Linked DNA regions of Homo sapiens: region 2 is linked to region 1. Evidence: read pairs that join two places in POLR2A ChIA-PET (ENCODE). Cell type or tissue: PC-9. All regions are shown on one strand. Each heading gives the region's core, and the rest is flanking DNA. Links, peaks and the distances in the headings are about the cores only. Region 1 overlaps EPB41 (erythrocyte membrane protein band 4.1). Region 2 overlaps EPB41 (erythrocyte membrane protein band 4.1).

Region 1 (11,631 bases), core at 1,920-9,919:
ACCAGCTGTTCATCCAGTATTTCACCTGATTCTCACAACAACCCTGAGAGGGAGATACTATCATCTTCATCTTACAGATGCAAAATGGAGGCCCAGAGAGTTAACAGCTAGAATATATTAAGAACCAGCAATTGAATCAAGTCTTGGAATCCAAAGCTCATGTTCTTTCCATTACATTTCCTGGCTCCTCAATCTGTGGCCTCCATCCCACAGGCCTCTTACTTTGATTGTCTTTGTCTTTCTTCTCAATTAAGAGCTAGAGTGGCCAAAGAGGCTTTTTGCAGATGAAGATGGCAAACAAACTCCTGTATTCATCGGTCTTCCTGCCCAGGGACCCCTCCCAGGCCCAGATCTCTTCAACATTCCCACCTGATCATGGTCAATATCAGCATCTCCTGTGATCACAATTCTCTTTTCAATACGTGTCTCTGAAATCCCACCTTTTACAGTCTGGAACCAAAGAGAAGATGTCATATGAGATCAGCGATATAACAAGAATTAAAAAAAAAGAAAAAGAGGCCAGGTTTAGTGGTTCACACTTGTAATCTCAACACTTTGGGAGGCTGAGATAGGAGGAATGCTTGCGGCCAGGAGTTTGAGACCAGCCTGGGCAACATAATGAGACCTCGTCTCTATTAACAAACAAACAAACAAAAAAAGAAAAATAGCAAAGATTATTCCGAAAGCTCCACTCCAAATTTTAATCTACTGCTGGGTACTGCAAAGGACAGCTTTCTAACCTACTTGTCCAAAATCTCAACCAGACCTGCTACTTCTACTCCCTTGTAGAGTACACTTCTACTCCCCTGGATTATTAAAATCTTTGTTTTTTTTTTTTTTTGAGACAGAGTCTCGCTCTGTTGTCCAGGCTGGAGTGTAGTGGTGTGATCTCGGCTCACTGCAACCTCTGCCTCCCGGGTTCAAGCAATTCTCCTGCCTCAGCCTCCTGAGTAGATGGGACTACAGGCACGCACCACCATGCCCAGCTAATTTTTGGATTTTTAGTAGAGATGGGGTTTCACTATGTTGGCCAGGCTGGTCTCAAACTCCTGACCTTGTGATCCACCCACCTCAGCCTCCCAAAGTGCTTGGATTACAGGCGTGAGCCACCACATCCAGCCTTGATTACTACAATCTTTTTTATTTATTTATTTATTTATTTTTTGAGACGGAGTCTTGCTCTGTCGCCCAGGCTGGAGTACAGTGGTGCGATCTCGGCTCACTGCAAGCTCTGTCTACTGGGTTCACACCATTCTCCTGCCTCAGCCTCCCAAGTAGCTGGGACTACAGGCGCCTGCCACCACGCCCGGCTAATTTTTTCTATTTTTAGTAGAGACGGGGTTTTTTGTCAGCTAGGATGGTCTCGACCTCTTGACCTCGTGATCTGCCCGCCCCGGCCTCCCAAAGTGCTGGGATTACAGGTGTGAGCCACCGCGCCCAGCCTGGATTACTAAAATCTTTATTAAGCTAAACAGAAAGTCACAATTCTGTATTTACTTTCTCCTTTTTCTTCCTCCTGAATACCACAGAAATCTAGCAAGTAAACAAAATAGGACTTTCTGTGCTCTTCTCTCATACATTTCTGTTTTAGAGACTGGATACTGATGCTATACATTTTAATTGATCATTTTCTTTTTCTTTTTTTTTTTTTGAGATGGAGTCTTGCTCTGTTGCTCAGGCTAGAGTGCAGTGGCATGATCTTAGCTCACTGCAACCTCCGCCTCTTGGGTTCAAGTGATTCTCCTGCCTAAGCCTCCCGAGTAGCTGGGACTATAGGCGTGTGCCACCATGCTCGGCTAATTTTTATTTTTTTAGTAGAGATGGGGTTTCGCCATGTTGGCCAGGCTGGTCTTGAACTCCTGATCTCAGGTGATCCGCCCGCCTTGGCCTCCCAAAGTGTTGGGATTACAGGCATGAGCCACCATGATCATTTTCAAGAGGAAAAAAATCTGAAGGCTATGAACAAATATGTCACACAGCTTGAAACTGGGCTCTTGTATTTTAAAGCATTTTCATATTATTGATGTCAAAAGGTCCTCACATAATCTCCTGAGGGTGAGTAGATTTCTCTTTCTGGTAGATGAGGAAAACCAAGGTCTAGACACATTAAGTTAACTAGTTTCCAGTCATCTGTGTATTGATGAGAGAGCTTGGTCAAGAAGCTATATTTCTTACCTATTAAAAAAAGTATTTTCCTCTAGTGTTACAGCAAACATCGATTGCCTCTGATTTTCTGGGGGTAGTTCCAATTTTAGATATTTTCTCTCTCTTGCTTCCTATAAACTACATTCTAATAATTCCAATATTTCAGCATCCAAACAAGTTCTCATGGCCTTGTCCCTGGAATGCTGTAAAAATTCTTCCTCAGACCCAGAGTTCTGATTTTGGGCTTGGAAAATATGGTTGTATAAAAATACCAAAAATAATTTCCCTGAAGCTGACTTTTTGTTTTGTTTTGTTTTTACAGAGATAGGTTTTAGGGTCTTGCTCTGTCACTCAGGCTGGAGTGCAGTGGCATGATCACGGCTTACTGCAGCCTTGATGCCCTGGGCTCAAGTGATCCTCCCACCTCAGCCTCCCAAGTAGCCGGGACCACAGGCATGCGCCATTATGCCCAGCACATTTTTTTTTTTTTGTATTTTTTTGTACAGATGAGGTTTCACTATGTTGCCAAGGCTAATCTCAAACTCCTGGGCTAAAGGGATCCACCTGTCTCAGCCTCCCAAAGTACTGGAATTACAGGTGTGATTACACCACGCCTGGCCCCTTAAGTTAACTTTCTATTGAGATAGAGTCTGCTCGCTCACCCAGGCTGGAGTGCAGTGGCGCAATCTCTGCTCACTGTAATCTCTGCTTCCTGGGTTCAAGCAATTCTCCTCCCTCAGCCTCCCGAATAGCTGGGACTACAGGTGTATGCCGCCACACCCGGCTAATTTATGTATTCTTAGTAGAGACGGGGTTTTACCATGTTGGTCAGGCTAGTCTCGTACTCCTGATCTCAGGTGATCCACCTGCCTTGGCCTCCCAAAGTGCTGGGATTACAGGTGTGGGCCACCATGCCTGGCCATGCTGACTTTTTAAACTTACTTCCACAGCCAGACAGGGGACTCACTGACCAGAGAGACAGATGTGTAAAGAGAACAACCACACCTACCTTTAGGAGACTACTAAGTAGGCAGGGATACTCTCAGGGTATCTCCCTAGATTTATTGCTGGGGAAGGCAGCAGGGCCTTTCCATCCAGGACTCTTTGAATAATGTGGCTTACTAGGGATGGAGCTGAAAATATTTGCTTATGGACTAGGGTCCTTCTTGCAGAGAGGTGGCAGCAAGCTTAGCCTGCCCCTGGGTTCCATAAAGAGGTTCTAGCTGGTCTGTTACCTTGGTAATTTGAGTTGTGGTGGTGCTGCTTGGGGTCTCAGATGTGATAGTTTGAGCTGTCAGCAAGACTCCTGGGTCCAAGTCTCCACTGTTGTCGTCAGTCTGCAGAAGAAAGCATGGCTCATCATCATGCCTCTCAGGAAGACTGGGCAAATGTTGCAGGCTGCAGCTTTGCTCTTCAGCTGCACATTCTGATGCAAAAATCTCATTCCCTTAGAATGACCTCTTTTTTTTTTTTTGAGACGGAGTTTCACTCTTGTCGCCCAGGCTGGAATGCAGTGGCGTGATCTCAGCTCACTGCAACCTCCGCTTCCCGGTTTCAAGCAATTCTCCTGCCTCAGCCTCCTGAGTAGCTGGGATTACAGGCATGCACCACCACACCGGGCTAATTTTGTATTTTTAGTAGAGATGGGGTTTCTCCATGTTGGTCAGGCTGGTCTCAAACTCCCCACCTCAGGTGATCCGCCTGCCTCGGCCTCCCAAAGTACTGGCATTACAGGTGTGAGCTACCGCACCCGGCCAGGGTAACCTCTTTTTTTTTTTTTTTTTCAGGGTAACCTCTTAACAAATAAAATAAATTGGGCCATGCTCGGTGGCTCATGCCTGTAATCCTAGCACTTTGGGAGGTGTAGGCGGGTGGATCACCTGAGGTCAGGGGTTTGAGACCAGCCTGGCCAACAGAGTGAAACCCTGTGTCTACTAAAAAAACAAAATTAGCCGGACGTGGTGGTGCTTGCCTATAATCCCAGCTACTCGGGAGGCTGAGGCAGAAGAAATGCTTGAACCTGGGAGGTGGAAGTTGCAGTGAGCCAAGATCCCGCCACTGTACTTCCAGCCTGGGCAACAGAGTGAGACTCTGTCTAAAAATAAATAAATAAAATAAAATAAAATAAATTCCCTGGGCACAAAGTTCCTTCTAAGAAAGTTGGATGGGTATAGTTTCCTTAGCACTGAGTCAGTGACAGGAATGGATCAGAAATAGGAGGCAGGGGCCGGGCACGGTGGCTCAGGCCTATAATCCCAGCACTTTGGGAGACCGAGGGGGGCAGATCACCTGAGGTGGGGAGTTTGAGACCAGAATGACCAACATGGAGAAACCCCATCTCTACTAAAAATACAAAATTAGCCGGGTGTGGTGGTGCATGTCTGCAGTCCCAGCTACTCGGGAGTCTAAGGCAGGAGAATAGCTTGAACCCAGGAGGCAGAGGTTGTGGAGAGCTGAGATTGCGACATTGCACTCCAGCCTGGGCAACAAGAGCGAAATTCTGTCTCAAAAAAAAAAAAAAAAAGAAATAAGAGGCAGGAACATAGCCACAGGTCAACATTAGTGACAATAATTAAGCACATGTATAGCATTTTATAGTTCACAAATGCCTTTCAAACATTAGCTTTTTTTTTTTTTTTTTTTTGAGATGGAGTCTTGCTCTGTCACCCAGGCTGGAGAGTAGTGGCGTGATCTCAGCTCACCGAAACCTCCACCTCCTGGGTTTAAGCAATTCTCCTGCCTCAGCCTCCTGAGTAGCTGGGAATATAGGCACGCGCCACCACGCCCGGCTAATTTTTGTATTTTTTTTTTTTTTTTTTTTGAGATGGAGTTTCGCTTCTGTTGCCCAGGCTGGAGTGCAATAGTGTGATCTCGGCTCACTGCAACCTCTGCCTCCCAGGTTCAAGCAATTCTCCTGCCTCAGCCTCCCAAGTAGCTGGGATTACAGGCGCCTGCCACCACGCCTGGCTAATTTTTGTATTTTTAGCAGAGATGGAGTTTCACCATATTGGCCAGGCTGGTCTCGAACTCCTGACTTCGTGAACCGCCCACCTCCACCTCCCAAAGAGCTGAGATTACAGCTCTTTGAGCCACCGCGCCCAGCCGCTAACTAATATTTTCTTCAGCCAAGACCAGTCATCTACTTTAGATTCAGACTCAACTAATATTTATTATACTCCTACTATGTGCCAAGCATATAATTCAACTGTTGTCTCAATTATGCCTCTCAATATCTGAGGGAGGAACCATTATTATACACATTGTACAGTTAAGAAAACAGAGCTCCAGAGAGGTTAAGAATTTGTCCAAGACTCTAATGGGTGTTTGAACTAGGACTCAGGGCAAGAAACTCCCTGTTTGAAGTCTGGGGTTTGGGTCCCCACTCAGACAGTAACCAGCTGTGGAACCTTGGGCAAGTCACTCTGACTTCTCTGAGCTTTAGTTTTCTCATTTATTTGATTTTTAAATTTTTATTTATTTTATTTTTTGTTGAGAGGGAGTTTTGCTTTTTCCCCAGGCTGGAGTACAATAGTGGGATCTCGGCTCACCGCAACCTCCACCTCCTGGGTTCAAGCGATTCTCTTGCCTCAGCCACCCAAGTAGCTGGGATTACAGGCGCATGCCACCACACCTGGCTAATTCTGTATTTTTAGTAGAAACAGGGTTTCACCATGTTGGCCAGGCTGGTCTCAAACTCCTGACCTCAGGTGATCCACCCTCCTCAGCCTCCCAAAGTGCTGGGATTACAGGCGTGAGCCATTGCACCCAGTCTAGTTTTCTCATTTATAAAAGCAATACTGGGGACTGGGTGCAATGGCTCACACCTGTAGTCCCAGCACTTTGGGAGGCCAAGGCAGGCGGATCACGAGGTCAGGAGTTCAAGACCAGCTGACCAATATGGTGAAACCCCATCTCTACTAAAAATACAAAAATTAGCCAGGTGTGGTGGCAAACGCCTGTCGTCCCAGCCACTCAGGAGGCTGAGGCAGGAGAATCTCTTGAACCTAGGAGGTGGAGGTTGCAGTGAGCCAAGATTGTGTCACTGCACTCCAGCCTGGGTAACAGAGGAAGACTCCATCTCAAAAAAAAAAAAAAAAAAAAAAAAAAATCCCAGCTACTCGGGAGGCTGAGAGGTTGCAGTGAGTTGAGATTGCGCCACTGCACTCCAGCCTGGGCAACAAGAGTGAAACTCCATCTCAAAAAAATAAATAAATAAATAAAATAAAAAATAAAAGCAATATGGGAATATGTGTTCTGCCTACACCGTAGCACTGTTGTGAGCATACAAAGAAATTATACAAATAAAATTAGCTTATAAATTGTTATAACATGAATTTGCATGCCAGAAGGGCTAAAGCTTTTTGAAGAACTCCTCTATAAACCTGTGACTCTATCTTTATCTACCTCCTGCCCGCTCCCTCTAGTCTCTTTTCTGTCTCTGAAGAATGCTAAAGATGCAGGAGACACTGTTATGTTTTCCTACTTACCCTGTTCCCATACAGGGCCTGTTTTCCTTGATCCTCTTACCAATGTTTCCTCATACTGGTCATTTGTCCTATGACCCAGCAATTTGACTCTTAGATGTTTACTCAAGATAAATGAAACGCCCACAACAAGATTTGTGGCCAGGCACGGTGGCTCATGCCTGAAATCCCAGCACTGTGGGAGGCCGAGGCAGGTGGATTGCCTGAGGTCAGGAGTTTGAGACCAGCCTGGCCGACATCATGAAACCCTATCTCTACCACAAAATACCAATAAATTAGCCAGGCATGGTGATACATGCCTGTAGTCCAGTTACTCTGGAGGCTGAGGCAGGAGGATCGCTTGAACCAGGAGGCGGAGGTTGCAGTGGGCTGAGATCATGCCACTGCACTCCAGCCTCGGCAACAGAGCCATACTCTGTCTCAAAAAAAAAAAAAAAAAAAAAAAGATCTGTACATGAACATTCATAGCAGCTTTATTAATATTTTCCCAAACTGAAATTCATCCAACTGTCCATCAACAAATGAATGGATAAACAAATTGTGGTATATTCATTCAATGTAATACTATTCAGCAATAAAAAAGAGGGAACTACTGATTCACATAACATGGATGAATCTAAAAAATATTATATTCAGAAAGAAGGCAGACACTGTTGGGTACGGTGGCTCAGGCCTGTAATACCAGCACTTTGGGAGGCCAAGGTGGGTGGATCACCTGAGGTCAGGAGTTCAAGACCAGCCTGGCCAACATGGTGAAACCCCGTCTCTACTAAAAATACAAAAATTAGCCAGGTGAAGTGGTGGGCACCTGTAATCCTGGCTACTCAGGAGGCTGAGGCAGGAGAATCGCTAGAATCTGGGAGGTGGAGGTTGCAGTGAGCTGAGATGGTACTACTGCACTCCAGCAGCCTGGATGACAAGAGTGAGACTCCAATTCAAAAAGAAAGAAAGAAGCCATACACAAAAGTGTACTACTGTATACTTCTACTTACATGAAGTCCAAACCAGGCAAAACTAAGCAATACTGATAGAAAGCAGAGCACTGGCTGCCTAAAGGGGTAGAAATCAGATGGAAAAGGCTATGAAGCCAGTTTCAGGGGTAATGTTCTGTATCCTAAATGTGTCTTGGTTACACATGTATAGCCATTTGTCAAAACCAATCAAATTGCTAGGCATGGTGGCTCACATCTGTAATACCAGCACTTTGGGAGGCTGAGGAGGGAGGATTGCTTGAGCCCAGGAGTTCGAGATCAGCCTTAGCAACAAAGTGAGTCCCGTGTGTACAAAAAATTAAAAAATTAGGCCGGGCACAGTGGCTCACACCTGTAATCCCAGCACTTTGGGAGGCCGAGGCGGAAGGATCATGAGGTCAGGAGTTCGAGACCAGCCTGACCAACATGGCGAAGCCCTGTTTCTACTGAAAAAAGAAATACAAAAATTAGCCAGGCATGGTGGCCCGCACCTGTAATCCCAGCTACTCAGAAGGCTGAGGCAGGAGAATTGCTTGAACCCGGAAGGCAGACGTTGCAGTGAGCTGAGATCATGCTACTGCAGTCCAGGCCAGGTGACAGAGCGAGACTCCGTCTCGAAAAAAAAAAAAAATTAAAAAGTCACATGTAGTGGTGTGCGCCTGGAGTCCTAGCTACTCATGAGGCTGAGGTGGGAGGATCACTTGAGCCCAAAAGGTCGAGGCTGCAGTGAACTGTGGTCATGCCACTGTAACTCCAGCCTGGGCAACAGTGCGAGACCCTGTCTGTGCATTTCACTGTATGTAAATTTTACCTCAAACACACCCATATACACACATAAAAAACTACACGTAAAAACTATCCCCTCTGACCATGTTTTCCAAAGCACAGAGACTGTGAATAAATAAAAAAATGGTGCTCCGGCTTACTTATCCAGCAAGATAATAAAAGCAAAAGTAGAAATAGTAAATAAATAATAACAATTGCAAATGAATATCTAGTGCTTATTATCTGCCAGGCACTTTGGAAACATTTATGTGCATTAATTCATTTATTCCTGACAACAATCCTATGAGGTACAACTATTAGCCACATTTTACAAATGAGGAAACTGAGGCACATGGCGATTTAGTAATTTGACTGCACACTAGTGACAGGGCAGGTTCAAAGCCAGGAAATCTGACTCTGACTCGAAAGTCAACACTCTTCCCCACTCTACCCCACTGTCTAGCATAAGTAATAAAAAGCAATGTGGGCCGGGAGCAGTGGATCACGCCTGTAATCCCAGCACTTTGGGAGGCCAAGGCGGGCAGATCACCTGAGATCAGGCATTCGAAACCAGCCTGACCAACGTGGCAAAACCCATCTCTACTAGAAATAAAAAAATTAGCCGGGCATGGGGGCGCATGCCTGTGGTCCCAGCTATTTGGGAGGCTGAGGCTGGAGAATTGCTTGAACCTGGGAGGTGGAGGTTACAGTGAGCCGAGATCGCGCCACTGCACTCCAGCCTGGGTGACAGAGTGAGACTCCATCTCAAAAATAAATAAATAAACAAACAAACAAATAAAATAAAAAGCAATTTGTATCTTGACTGTCTTAAGCCTGGTTAAAATGAAATAAAGGCAAATGTTTAACAACGCAATATAATAATAGCTACCATTATGAATAGCTAATAAATACCAGGCAAACATTGTGCTTATTTCAATAACTTGATCACAGTATTTTTCAGAAGAGAAAACTAAGGCTCAAAAAGATAAGGGACTTGCCCAAGGTCACAAAACTAGCAAATGTCGGAATTAAGACCTAAGTCACTCTAATTCCAAAGCCCACGGGCTCTGTCAAGAATATCACGCTGCCTTTATATTTCTCTAATATGTCAGGATATTTTAAAATGACTGCTTCCATTTCCTTTTTTTGTAGGAGCTACCTACACCCACACCACAGGGACTTCTGTGGTCAGTGTGGCTCTAACTTTTAAAACAATTTATTTTGAACCATTTAAATTTTGGGGGCGCAGGGTGCGGTGGTTCATGCCTGTAATCCCTGCACTTTGGGAGGTCGAGGCGGGCTGACTACTTGAGGCCTGGAGTTTGAGACCAACCTGGCCCACAAGGTGAAACCCTGTCTCTACTAAAAATATAAAAATTAGGCTGGGTGCGGTGGCTCACACCTGTAATCCCAGCACTTTGGGAGGCCAAGGTGGGTGGATCACCTGAGGTCAGGAGTTCGAGACCAGCCTGACCAACATGGTGAAACCCCGTCTCTACTAAAAGTACAAAAATTAGCTGGGTGTGGTGGTGGGTGCCTGTAATCCCAGCCACCTGGGAGGCTGAGGCATGAGAATCGCTGGAACCCAGGAGGTGGAGGTTGCAGTGAGCCGAGATGGCACCACTGCATTCCAGCCTGGGCGACAAGAGGGAAACTCTGTCTCAAACAAAAATAAAAATAAAAATATGAATATAAATATTAGCCAGGTGTGGTGGCATGCACATGTAATCCCAGCTACTCAAGAGGCTGAGGCACGAGAATCACTTGAACTCGGGAGGCAGAGGTTGCAGTGAGCTGAGATCATGCCACTGCACTCCAGCCTGGGCTACAGAGCAAGACTGTCTCTAAATAATAATAATAATAATAAAATAAAATTTTTTGGCTATGTCTATGCTATAAAAATTTTAATACTTCAAAATGTTTTACAGTGAAAAGTCAGTTTCCCTCCCACTCCTGACCCGAGTCCTGCAGTCTCAGTCTCCTTCATCAGGGGCCACTATACGTTTTGGTTGTTGGTTTTTTGTTTTGTTTTTTAGTACCCATTCAGAGAGAGTGTATTGATATACAAACCTAAACACACATAGCTGCAATATACATCCCTTCTCCCCTCCATAAACAGTACCACCATAGTGCACCATGCTTGTTCACTTACCAATTTATCATGTAGCTTGTTCCCATCAGAAGCTTTTATTAAAGGCCACACAGAATTACCTTAATTGGATGTACCATAATGTATTTAACCAGCTCTCCACTGATGGACATTTAGCTTGTTTCCATGGTAGTGACAACTTAAAGGGATTCTGCCATATGAAGTAATTATTTCCTATATCCTCTGGCTAATAGCGTGTACAATTTTTAAGTAATTTCCTATTCCTTTCTTTTTCAGTCCCCTTCACTGCCAAGACCTATTCATTCATTTCTCTGTCTCTCTCGACTGACACATTTCTTTTTTCTTGTTTCCTCAGACACTTCAGTTCTTTACAAGCATTTCTCCAGAGATGTTCTAGTCATATTCCTGGTCCCAGACCTCTCCCTACTTTATTTTGTTTTTTTGATACAGGTCCTCACTCTGTTCCCCAGGCTGGAGTGCAGTGGCACAATCACAGCTCACTGCAGCCTCGAACTCCTGGGCTCAAGGGAGCCTCCGCCTCAGCCTTCCGAGCAGCTGAGACTATGGGTGCGTCCACCACGCCTGGCTCATTGCTTCAATTATGCCACTTTGTTAGTATCGATAAACTTTACGCAACCTCTCATTATTTGTTTATTTATTTACTTATTTATTTTTGAGATGGACGCTCGCTCTTTCACCCAGGCTGGAATGCAGTGGCATGATCTCGGCTCACTGCAACCTCCACCTCCCAGGTTCAAGCGATTCTCCTGCCTCAGCCTCCCAAGCAGCTGGGACTATAGGTGCACGCCACCACGCCTGGCTAATTAAACTCTCATTATGTACCAAACTCAAAATCTGCACTCTAGACCACGAAAGAGAGAATAGGGAAGCATACTGACACTAAGTGTCCATAAACATGCCCAGTGCTTTGCAGACATCATTTCACCTAATTTTCCTCCAAAGCTTGCAATGGTCAGTGGTATTATCCCCACTTTACAAACAAGGAAATACAAGCTTAGAGAGATTAGCAACTTGCCTAAGGTTACCTAGTTGGTACCTACCTGATTGAGCTAGGATACAAATTCTATTTCTCTCTTTCTCTTTTTTTTTCTTTTTTTGAGATGGACTTTTGCTCTTGTTGCCCAGGCTAGAGTGC
Region 2 (11,631 bases), core at 1,953-9,952, 59 kb after region 1:
CGGGCGGATCACAAGGTCAGGAGATCAAGACCATCCTGGCTAACACGGTGAAACCCCGTCTCTACTAAAAATACAAAAAATTAGCCGGGCATGGTGGCGGGCGCCTGTAGTCCCGGCTAATCAGGAGGCTGAGGCAGGAGAATGGCATGAACCCACGAGGCGGAGTTTGCAGTGAGCCAAGATCGCACCACTGCACTCCAGCCTGGGTGACAGAGCGAGACTCCATCTCAAAAAAATAAATAAATAAATAAAAATAATAGTTGGGTCAAGGAGTGGGTCACCTTATAACTTCTGAGATAGCTTACAGTCTTACTGACATAACTCTACGAAAATATTTTATAGGTTCATGGGAGACATCTTCATTTAGAAAGAATGAAGAATAACTTTGTTGAGTCTATGAGAATAAGCAATTGCTTTGAAAACGTTCCTGGTCAAAAAGTTAAGGCCTCTAAATCAGAAAGTGAGTTAGCTAGGTATTTGGACTGATGACATACCTTCCATGCTTCTGTGGGCTCTGGCTCAGCTTGCTCAGGTGGCTCGTCTTCCTTTTTCACTTCAGCCTTCACTGTTTCCTTCTGTGCTTTAGGGACCACTGTTTTTTTAGCAGAGGCATCTAGGACGCCACCTTCTGCAACCTGACCCTGAGTAATGGCAGGTGCAGAAGTGGGCCGAGGACTTCGGTCTGCCGAATCGACAGCTGCTGCTATGTGAGAAAGGGAAAAGGGAAGCATAAGTAAAGGCCAGAGCTACTGTATTATTTCAAAGTCACCAGGCAAAATAATTGTGAATCCAGGATACACACGAATGTTAGAGTGTGTAGTGGGCTATCACACAGAGGGTAAAAAATAAATCATTAGTGCTCTGCCAGGGAACTGATAGCAACAAGGAAGTTAAATGTACCCTCAGTAGAAAGGCTAAAATGTGTTAATGATCATGTTCCATGAATGCTGAATTCAGGGGAGACAAGATCAAAGAAAAGAAATAGAAAATCCATTTATCTCGTAATTTTAGTTTCAAAAACCTGCAATGTTGTCTATGGCAGGAAAAAAAGGGTTAACTAAATGTGATTTCTTCCATGAGGCATTTTAAAAATAAAGATGTGTTCATTTTTAGGTTATTTCAGGAACCTAAAAATATATTGTAAGAAAAAAGAATTAAGTCTGATTTCTTCTGTAAGCCTCCTTGGAATGATTACAAAATAACTTGATAAATGGCTCTTCTGGTAAGACATGAACTACTTTCTGATGCTTGTAAGGACAAATATTTGAACCAGATGCTCTCCCTTTTAATAATAAATCATTTGATTAAAATAACACAAATTCAAAATCTTTGACTGTCAGTCCTCAAACCTAAACAAAAATATCTTTTGAGTTCTGTCCTACTATCTCTCAGCCTTACCAATTTGTATTACAGCTCTTATTCTCTAATATGTTTAGGGCAGTGGTTCTCAACTGGAGTAAATTGTCCCCAGAGAATATCTGGCAATGTCCGGAGACATTTTTGGTTGTTGTAACAGAGGAGGGGAGAGACGGGAGGTACTGGCATCCAGTGCATAGAGGCTGAAGTTACTGAGGTTGAGAAACCTTAATTTAGGGGAAAAGTTGTATAGACTGTTTTAGAGAGAATAAACTATACAGACTTATGATAAAATCTTGATCTTTTCAAAGAGCCAATTGTTGTTTTGGAATATTTGGTATCTAAGTTTTAGACAGCTTACTTCAAAACAATCACTCATACTCTTTTTATGGTTTTTATGTTCATTCTTTCAGGGATATAAAACATTTACACTTTGTAATAAAACTTCACTTATCTGACAGTATCTAGGAATGAAAGTGTTTTTGTGCATGATTTAGTATTTCTGATAACATATTGTTATCCTCTTTTGTACTGAGACTTTTTTTTTTTTTTTAAGATGGAGTCTTGCCCTGTCGCCTAGGCTAGAGTGCAATGGCATGATCTCGGCTCACTAGAATCTCCGCCTCTCAGGTTCAAGTGATTCTCCTGCCTCAGCCTCCCCAGTAGCTGGGACTACAGGCACATGCCACCATGCCTGGCTAATTTTTTGTATCTTTAGTAGAGATGGGGTTTCACCATGTTGGCCAGGCTGGTCTTGAACTCCTGACCTCAAGTGATCTGCCTGCCTTGGCCTCCCAAAGTCCTGGGATTACAGGCGTGAGCCACCGCTCCCAGCCAAGACTCTTATATTTTAATCAATTTGCATGGAAATCAATAATTTTTATTATAGACTTTCCTGCATTCTTAAACTGACTATAACTGAACATGATTCATCCTGAAATTTTTAGATTTGTAAACTGTAAGGATCAGATAAAGGAATTCCATGAATCTGAACAGATAAAAACTTTAAATTCCCAACTACTTCATACAACAATATTAAGAAAGAAATGCTTGGCCAGGCACGGTGGCTCACACCTGTAATCCCAGCACTTTGGGAGGCCGAGGTGGGCAGATCACCTGAGGTCGGGAGTTCGAGACCAGCCTGGTCAACAAGGTGAAACGTCGTCTCTACTAAAAATACAAAAATTAGCCAAGTGTGGTGGTGGGCGCCTGTAGTCATAGCTACTCGGGAGGCTGAGGCAGGAGAATCACTTGAACCCGAGAGGCAGAGGTTGCAGTGAGCTGAGATCGTGCCACTGCACTCCAGCCTGGGCAACAGAGCCAGACTGTCTCCAAAAAAAAAAAAAAAAAAAAAAAAAAAAACAGAAAAAGAAAAAGAAAGAAATGCTCATTACTCTGTCATAATTTCCAATGAAAGAACTAATTCCTTAGCGGATATATAGGAAAAACAGCAGAAATTCAAGAATCCCCTTTATCAGCCAGGCGTGGTGGCTCACGCCTATAATCCCAGCACTTTGGGAGGCCAAGGTGGGTGGATCACGAGGTCAGGAGATTGAGGCCATCCTGGCTAACACAGTGAAACCCATCTCTACTAAAAAATACAAAAAATTAGCTGGGCGTGGTGGCGGGCGTCTGTAGTCCCAGTTACTTGGGAGGCTGAGGCAGGTGAATGGCCTGAACCCAGGAGGTGGAGCTTGCAGTGAGCCGAGATCGTACCACTGCACTCTAGCCTGGGCAACAGAGCAAGACTCTGTCTCAAAAAAAAAAAGGATCTCCTTTATCTTTCCATGAAAAATCTGCGGCCTCTTGCACAGATTGCTACTACTGGGTTAGTAGTAATAACTCTGGATTAGCACAGAGCTACTACTAATGGGTGCTTTAAGCAGTCACTGCAAGAGTGGCAGATGGCAGACCAAACCTGACAACACAGGGGAATGTGACAAAATATTTTGCTCACAGTTGTGTTTAAGTATCATTATACATGTGTATTCACACCTCCTCTCAAAGAATTAATTCAACTATGCCTGGCATCATAGAAACTTAGCCCATGCTTTCACCATGTGTTATTTTGCCACTTGTCTTTGGTTTCAATCCAGTACTAATACTGCAGAGCCAAATGATTTATGTCTTCAGCATTCCTAGCCTTGGCAATCTGTACTGTATGTGGAAAAGAAGGTATTAGTGTGGAAACTGACAGAAACAGAGTTCACAGATTGGAAAAATAATAACATTACAATAAAAAGCTCTGGCTGTGAAAGGCTGCGTGGAACAGAGGCAAAAGCCAAATCACGAGTCTTAGGCCCACACTCAGTCACATATAGTAGTGTGCCTAAGGCGTGGAGCTTAATCTTACAAACTTTAGTTTAATCATCTGTAAAATATGGAAGATATTAACTCTATAATATCATGGTAGTGATCATGGCTTTTTTTAACAGCTTTTTTTGAGATACAATTCACATACCACACAGTTCACTCATTTAAAATATATAATTCAATGCTTTTTAGTATATTCACAGTGTTGGGGGTAAGGATTGCTTTTTAAGATGTGTGGGTCTTCAGTTTTATTAATTCAGCTGTTAATATTTACAAGATTTTGGTGCATATATAGACAATACATAACTTTAAAAATCCAGTATCTCCCATATCTGAGGGTCTACATAAAGAAAAATGCTGATGGTGACCCACTAACTTCAATACTATATTGCTCTTGGCTGACAACAGAAACTTAGATAGTTATATACTACAGCAGTAAAGAATAAAATTCAAACCATCAGACTGAGTAAAGGCAAACAACTTCTACTTCTAGCTGTTATTTACTAGCACAATTTCTGCTAGTATGCGGTAGGGTGGTTCTTTTATCAGAGGACCACATAAATCATTTGTGTCCTCTGATACAATGTTTGTTTTTCAAGACAAAAAACAAAAAAATCAGATGATGCTCAGGCCCACTCTAGTGAGATGAGCTATCCAAGAGTGAGGCTTGGGCATGTGTTTTGTTTTAAAGCTCCAAAGGTGATAAGGATGTACACCCCTGGCAAGAATCACTGTAACCACTGCTCACTGAATGGATGAACTACCTGGTTGTGTGGCCCTTTCTTTTGTGCTCCAGTTTCCTCATGAGTAAAACTGTAATTCCTAAATGTTTTCTCTTATTGACTAAGTTGCTAGTATTAAATAGGAATACATGGAAATGGTTTGAAAAGCAAAAAGTGCAAGAAAAATATAATCTTTGTCATCATTATTAGCTACGCTTGCAACTTACTACTCTATCATAAAACTGGGATCTGAACCAGTTTTGGTACTCCAGCTGGTGAAGCAGATGCTCTAAGCACCACACATAACAGAAGAGGAAGGGAATGCTCATTTTTATCATTAAAATAAGACCCCTTATAAAGCAATTCTTGTAAAAGTTTCCCTGATACACCATCTCTAGCTTACAGAGTTATATTAATCTTTTGAAAAGGGAGGGGTGACTCAACGGGAAAAAGTATCTTTTAAGGAGCACAGAGAAGTATCTAAGGAAAGGAGGGAAAAATAGTTACACAGACATATTTCCACTTTTTATACTATAGTACAAAGAGAAAAATAAGACATTTAAAAACAGAACTACAAAAAAAAATTGTCCTATTCAGTTTATATGCACTTCAGATACTTAAAAGATAGAACAGTGCCTGGAACATACTAAGTGCTCAAGGAATATTGACTATTAACTTTTATTCTACTCTTTCTAAAAAAAAGAAGTCATCATGGTGAAGAGTAAAAAGCATGGGCCTAGGAGAATTGTCCCGGATTCCCTTCTAATTCTTTCCAACTAGCTATGTAACCTTAGGCAAGTCACTTACATTCTAAGGTTAAGTTGTAAGAAATAATGAACATTAATGAGTATCTAGTTCAAGAATTTTTTTTAAAAAAGCTCAATAAAAGCGTAAAGAAAATAATAGGCCGGGCGCGGTGGCTCACGCCTGTAATCCCAGCACTTTGGGAGGCTGAGGTGGGTGGATCACCTGAGGTCAGGAGTTCGAGACCAGCCTCAACATGGAGAAACCCCGTCTCTACTAAAAATACAAAATTAGCCGGGCGTGGTGGTGCATGCCTGTAATCCCAGCTACTCGGGAGGCTGAGGCAGGAGAATTGTTTGAACCTGGGAGGCAGAGGTTGCGGTGAGCCGAGATCACGCCATTGCACTCCAGCCTAGGCAACGAGAGCAAAACTCCGTCTCAAAAAAAGAAAATAATAAAGATATCAGCTGGCATGAGTTAAACTATATATAATAGGAAAAAAACAACAAAACCAAAAGTTGGTTCTTTGAAAAACTTAAGACAATTACTTTGTACCCCATAAATATATACAATTATAAATTGTCAGCCAGGCTCGGTGGCTCACTCACGCCCGTAATCCCAGAACTTTGGGAGGCCGAAGCAGGTAGATTACTTGAGGTCAGGAGGTAGAGACCAGCCTGACCAACATGGTGAAACCTCGTCTCTACTAAAAATACAAAAATTAGCCGGGCATGGTGGCGCATGCCTGTAATCCCAGCTACTTGGGAGGCTGAGGCGGGAGAATCGCTTGAACTTGGGAGGCAGAAGTTGCAGTGAGCCGAGATCACGCCATTCCAGCCTGGGCAGCAAGAGTGAAACTCCACCTCAAAAATAAATACATACATACATACATACATACATACATAAATTGTCAATTTACAATATAAAAAAGAAAAGATTAATAAAATCAATATACCTCTACCAAGGCTATTCGAAACAAAAAGGTACAACTTACCAATATCAGGAATGCAAAAGTGGACCCTGCTATAGTTCTTACAGATATTGAAAAGATACCCAGCTTTATGTAAATATATTTGGAAATTTAGATAAAATGCACATTTCCTAGAAAAACACAACTAGGCCAGGTGCGATGACTCACACCTATAATCCCAGCACTTTGAGAAGCCAAGGTGGGAGGACTGCTTGAGCCCAGGTGTTCAAGATCAGCCTGGGCAACACAGTAAGACCTTGTCTCTACAAAAAAAAAAAAAAAAAATTAGCCAGGCGCGGTAGCGTGAACTTGTGGTACCAGCTACTCAGGACGCTGAGGTGGGAGGATCATTTGGGCCTGGGAGGTCAAGGCTACAGCAAGCTATGACGGCACTACTGCACTCCAGCCTGAGAGAGCTAAGACTCTCTCTCCAAAAAAAAAAAAAAAAGGAAAGAAAGAAAGAAAAAAGAAACACAATTTATCAAAACTGAAACAAGAACTAGAACATTTTAATAGTCCCTTATCTAATAAAGACACTGAATCTGTAAGTAAAGAACCTCCCACAGTGAGATCTCTAGGACCAGATATGGCTTCATAGGCGAATTCTTCTAAACAGTAACAAAGAAATGACAACAGTCTTTAACAAACTCTTCCAGAGAACAGAAAAAGAAGGAATTCTTCTCAATTTATTTTATGAGACCAGCATAAACTCGAAACTAAAACCTGACCACAACATTACAAAAGGAAAATTATAGGCCTATCTCTCTTATGAAAATAGTTGTAGAAATCCTAAAACAATAAAAAAGAAAAGAGTATTACGACCAATTCGAACTTACTCCAAAAATTCTTAGGTCGTTTAAAAATTGAAAGTAAAAATAATATACCACATTAACATAAAAAGGAGAAAAATCATTTTATTATATCAACTGATGAAGTAAAAAGCATTTGATAAAAGTAACACTAATTCACAATTAAAATGTGTAGGAAACTAGAATGACAACTTCCTTATATGATAAAGAAAATACCATATAAGGAAGCTTGATGAAATACTGAAGCTTTTGCCCTAAAATTGGGAAAGATGATAGTTATTAATGCTTGTATTCAGCATTACATTGGACGTTCTAGCCAGCAACAAAGCAATTAAAGAAATTAAAAATGCGAGATGGAAAGGAAGACATACAACAATCATTATTTTCAGTTGATGTTGAGTACACAATAATGTATACCCCAAATAATCCACAGATAAACCATTAAAATTAATAATAAATTTTTTAGGGCTGGGTGTGGTGGCTCACGCTTGTAATCCCAGCACTTTGGGAGGCCGAGGTGGGTGGATCACGAGGTCAGGAGTTCGAGAACAGCCTGACCAACAGGGTGAAACCTCGTCTCTACTAAAAATACAAAAAATTAGCCGGGCATGGTGGTGGCGTGCACCTGTAATCCCAGCTACTCAGGAGGCTGAGGCAGGAGAGTCACTTGAACCCAGGAGGCAGAGGTTGCAGTGAGCCGAGATAGTGCCACTGCACTCCAGTCTGAGTGACAGAGTGAGACTCTGTCTCAAAAAAAAAATAAAATTAAATTAAAAAAAAATTTTTTTAGTAAGATTACTGAGTATAAGGTCAAACTAGAAAAATTAATTGTATTTCTATGTACCAAAACAATTGAACAAAAAATAAAAAATTTAGGATACCATTTATTTTATTTTGTTTTATTTTATTTTATTTTAGAGACAGGGTCTCACTCTGTTGCCCAGGCTGCAGTGCAGTGGCACAAGCACAGCTCACTGCAGCCTTAACCTCCTAGGCTGAAGTGATCCTCCTGCCTCAGCCTTCCATGTAGTTGGGACCACAGGTGTGCACTACCATGCTCAGCTAATTTTTTTTTTTTTTTTTTTAGAGACAGGGTCTTGCCATGTTGCCCAGGCTGGTCTTGAACTCTCAGACTCAAGCGATCCTCCCACCTTGGCCTCCCAAAGTACTGGGATTATAGGCATGAGGCACTGCAACCAGCCAAAAACCAAAAGATACCATTTAAGATAGCAAACGATGGCTGGGTGTGGTGGCTCACTCTTGTAATCCTAGCACTTTGGGGAGCCAAGGTGGGAGGATTGCCTGAGCCTGGGAATTTGAGACCAGCCTGGGCAACATGGCAAGACCCTGTCTCTAAAAAAAAAAAAAAAAATTAGCTGGGCATGGTGGCATGCACCTGTAGTCCTAGCTACTTGTGAGGCTGAGGTGGGAGGATCACCTGGGCCTGGGAGACTGAGGCTGCAGTGACTTGTGATCGCTCCATCGCACTCCAGCCTGGATGACAGAGTGAGACCCTATCTAATAATATTAATATAAAATAGCAAATGACATCAAATCTGTAAGAATAAATCTAATGAAAGATGCACAAGTTACCTACACCAAAAATCACAAAACATTACTGAGAGAAATTAAAGGAAACCCAAACAAAAGGAGGGTTATAGCATGTTTGTGAATCAGAAGACTCAATATTATAATACCAATTATCTCCAAACTGATCCATATAATCAACTAAATCCCAATAAAAGTATTAAGACTTTTTTAGTGGAAATAGAAAATCTGATTCTACAATATATAAGATAACGCTAAGGGCTAAAAATAGCCAAGATAATCTTAGAGAATATTGTTAGAGAATTTAAACACTTATAAAAGCTAGAATAATTAAGATAGTGTGGTATTGACACAAGGGTACACAAAGATCAATACAAGAGATTAGAGAGACCAGAAATGAACTCCCAAATTTATGGTCACCTGATTTATAACAAAGGTGACACTGGAATGCAGTAGGGAAAGAATGGTATTTTATTTTATTTTATTGTTATTTTTGAGACGGAGTCTCACTCTGTCATCCAGGCTGGAGTGCAGGCGCGATCTCAGCTCACTGCAACTTCTGCCTCCTGGGGTCAAGCGATTCTCCTGCCTCAGCGTCCTGAGTAGCTGGGAATTCAGGCATGTGCCACCATGCCCAGCTAACTGGCTAATATTTTTGTATTTTTAGTAGAGACAGGGTTTCAACATGTCAGCCTGGTTGGTCTCGAACTCCTGACCTCAAATGATCCGCCCGCCTCAGCCTCCCAAAGTGCTGGGATTACAGGTGTGAGCCACCACATCCAGCCAATATTTATTTATTAAATACACTGTAGCAAGAACTGTGGTAATTACCATGAAAAGTTAAGACCATACATCTTAAAAAAAAATTCAGAATATAAATGTAATAAGGCAGTCAAGATGTGATTTCTGTAAAGCTTTCTAACTTGTTCAAGGTACCAAAGCTCATTAACACTTGACTCTTTGGTTATCTTTGCTATCAGGAAAAGACAATACATCAGGCATAGTATCTATATAACCATGAAACTCCATTTAGCAAGGAAAGCCATGGAACATGCTATCAGACAGACCTGGATTTTTGTCATAGTTTGCAACTTACTGTCTGTGAGATGCTGAACAAGTCACTTAAACTTTCCAACCTCAGTTTTCTCACCTGAAAAATGGGGATAAAAAGATAATTCCCCACACATAAGGTAAACTAGAAGTAAGGTGATTTACTGGACAAGGAGGGAGATGCCTGATATTGTTATCTGAATATGGCAAAGACATGAAGATTAAATGATTATGCCTCAAACTTAACTTATCCACAGTAGGAGTTTTTATTTTCCATATCCCCAACTCTGCTACTCTCCCAGATTTTCTCATTCTACTAAATGATTAAGCCAAGCAATAAAACTTGAGTTTCTTTTCCTTATCATCTCCAATACTTAATTTGTCAGCAATTCAGTCAGCCCTATCTCCAAATGTATCCCTGACTACTTTTCCCTGTCTTTGTTGCCAACACTCAAGTCCAGGCTGTCCCAGACTCTGCAACAGCCTTCGCCCTGCTTTTCACTGACACTTCAATGGACTATTCAGCTGTCAGCGATCTTTTAAAAATGGGATTCAGATTGCATCACTCCCTCTAATAGCTTCCCAGTGCAAATGAAATACAATCTAAACTCTTTACTGTGACCCACAAGGCCCTATACAATCTGGCTCCCACCTACTTCTCCGACCTCACTTATTTTGTACTCCTCGCCCCTTCATTTTCTGGAATCTAGACCTATGCTGTCTGATATGTGAGCTACACACCACATGTGGCTATTTAAATTGGAATTAAAATTCCGTTCCTCAGGCACATAGCCACATTTCAAGTTCTTAGCTTAGCAGCTATTGGCTGCTGAACTGGATATCACAAAATGAAAGATTTCCATCAGCACAGAAAGGTCCATGGGACAGCACTGCTCTAGACACATGGCAAGCTCATTCCTACTTTCAGGACTTTGTACTTGCTACTCCCTCTTCTGCAAGGCTCTTTCCCCAGATTTTGAGATGGCCGGCTCCTTCACATAATTCAGGTCTCAGCTCAAATGAAGCTCCTCAAAGAAGCCTTCTAAATTAGATTGGACCATCCAATCTGAAATACTCCTTAATTTCCCCCATCCCCAGATAGTCTATATCCCTCATCCTGTTTTATTTTCTCCACAGCATTCATCACCATCTGAAATTATTTTGTTTTATTCTTCTTTGTTTCCAATGACAGAAGGTAAGCTCCATGAAGGCAGAGACTATGTTTGTGTGCTCACGGCTGTATCTCTAGTGACTGGAATACCATCTGGCCCATAGGAAAAATTGTTGAACAAAGTAATAAATATGTATCTGAAAGAACATGAGTTTTGGAGTTAAACCAACCTGAATTTCACTCTTAGCACTTCCATTTACCAGATGTCACGTCTTATGAAAAGTCATTTTAATCTCCAAGCCTAGTTCATAGTGTTTTCATGAAGATTAAGACAAAGCATGCAACATGCCTTGTATTGTTACTATTAAAACAGCCCCTCAGGAGAGTAGAAAAACACCAAAAAAAAAAAAGTTGGGGGGTGTCATGTCTATAATCTCAGCACTTTGGGAGGCTGAGGCAGGCAGATTACTTGAGGCCAGGAGTTCAAGACTAGCCTAGCCAACATGGTGAAACCCCATCTCCACTAAAAATACAAAAATTAGCCAGGTATGGTGGCACATGCCTGTAATCCCAGCTACTTGGGAGGCTGAGGTACGAGAATCACTTGAATCTTGGAGGCGGAGGTTGCAGTGAGCTGAGACTGTGCCACTGCACTCCAGCTTGGGTGACAGAGTGAGGCTCTGTCTCAAAAAAAACAAAACAAAACAAAACAAAAAAAACAAAAAAGCATGACTCACAGTATGGAAGCACAAAAGTCCTACTGCTTAGGTGATCTTTTTTCCAAATGTGGCTGACCCCTTCCTGATTCCTCTAAATTAAGGACATATGCTCTCATAATGCCTTGTTTCTTCCACTATGATGAATATTATAATATCCTCCATTAGGTTAAGAATTGAATGAGGGCAGGGACTCTCACTATAATATCTCTTGCACCTAGCTCATTACCTAGCACAAGAGATGACTAAACTATGAAACCAAGAGGAACATTGTAAAAATGATCTTTTCACA

Evidence for each region. ChIA-PET counts read pairs that join two places held together with the same protein. Peaks named below come from ENCODE experiments on the same cell type or tissue, not always from the same donor. Only the 100,000 strongest peaks of a DNase experiment are listed, where the experiment ranks them.
Region 2: POLR2A ChIA-PET joins it to region 1 with 20 read pairs; 7 of 35 experiments call an interaction of 5 or more read pairs at or near these places.

Annotation. Positions count from the first base shown.
Region 1 is chr1:29,101,187-29,112,817 of GRCh38, reverse strand. It overlaps EPB41 (erythrocyte membrane protein band 4.1), which reads right to left. Exons shown (of 21, transcript NM_001376013.1): 18 at 3,381-3,482; 19 at 370-450. Among named protein-coding and RNA genes, the nearest start is that of TMEM200B, 17 kb to the left of the region's middle. In PC-9, for the core only: no CTCF peak of the experiment used is centred there; a DNase peak (open chromatin) is centred at 6,707; H3K27ac peaks cover 834 bases.
Region 2 is chr1:29,042,176-29,053,806 of GRCh38, reverse strand. It overlaps EPB41 (erythrocyte membrane protein band 4.1), which reads right to left. Exons shown (of 21, transcript NM_001376013.1): 12 at 495-703. Among named protein-coding and RNA genes, the nearest start is that of TMEM200B, 76 kb to the left of the region's middle. In PC-9, for the core only: no CTCF peak of the experiment used is centred there; no DNase peak of the experiment used is centred there.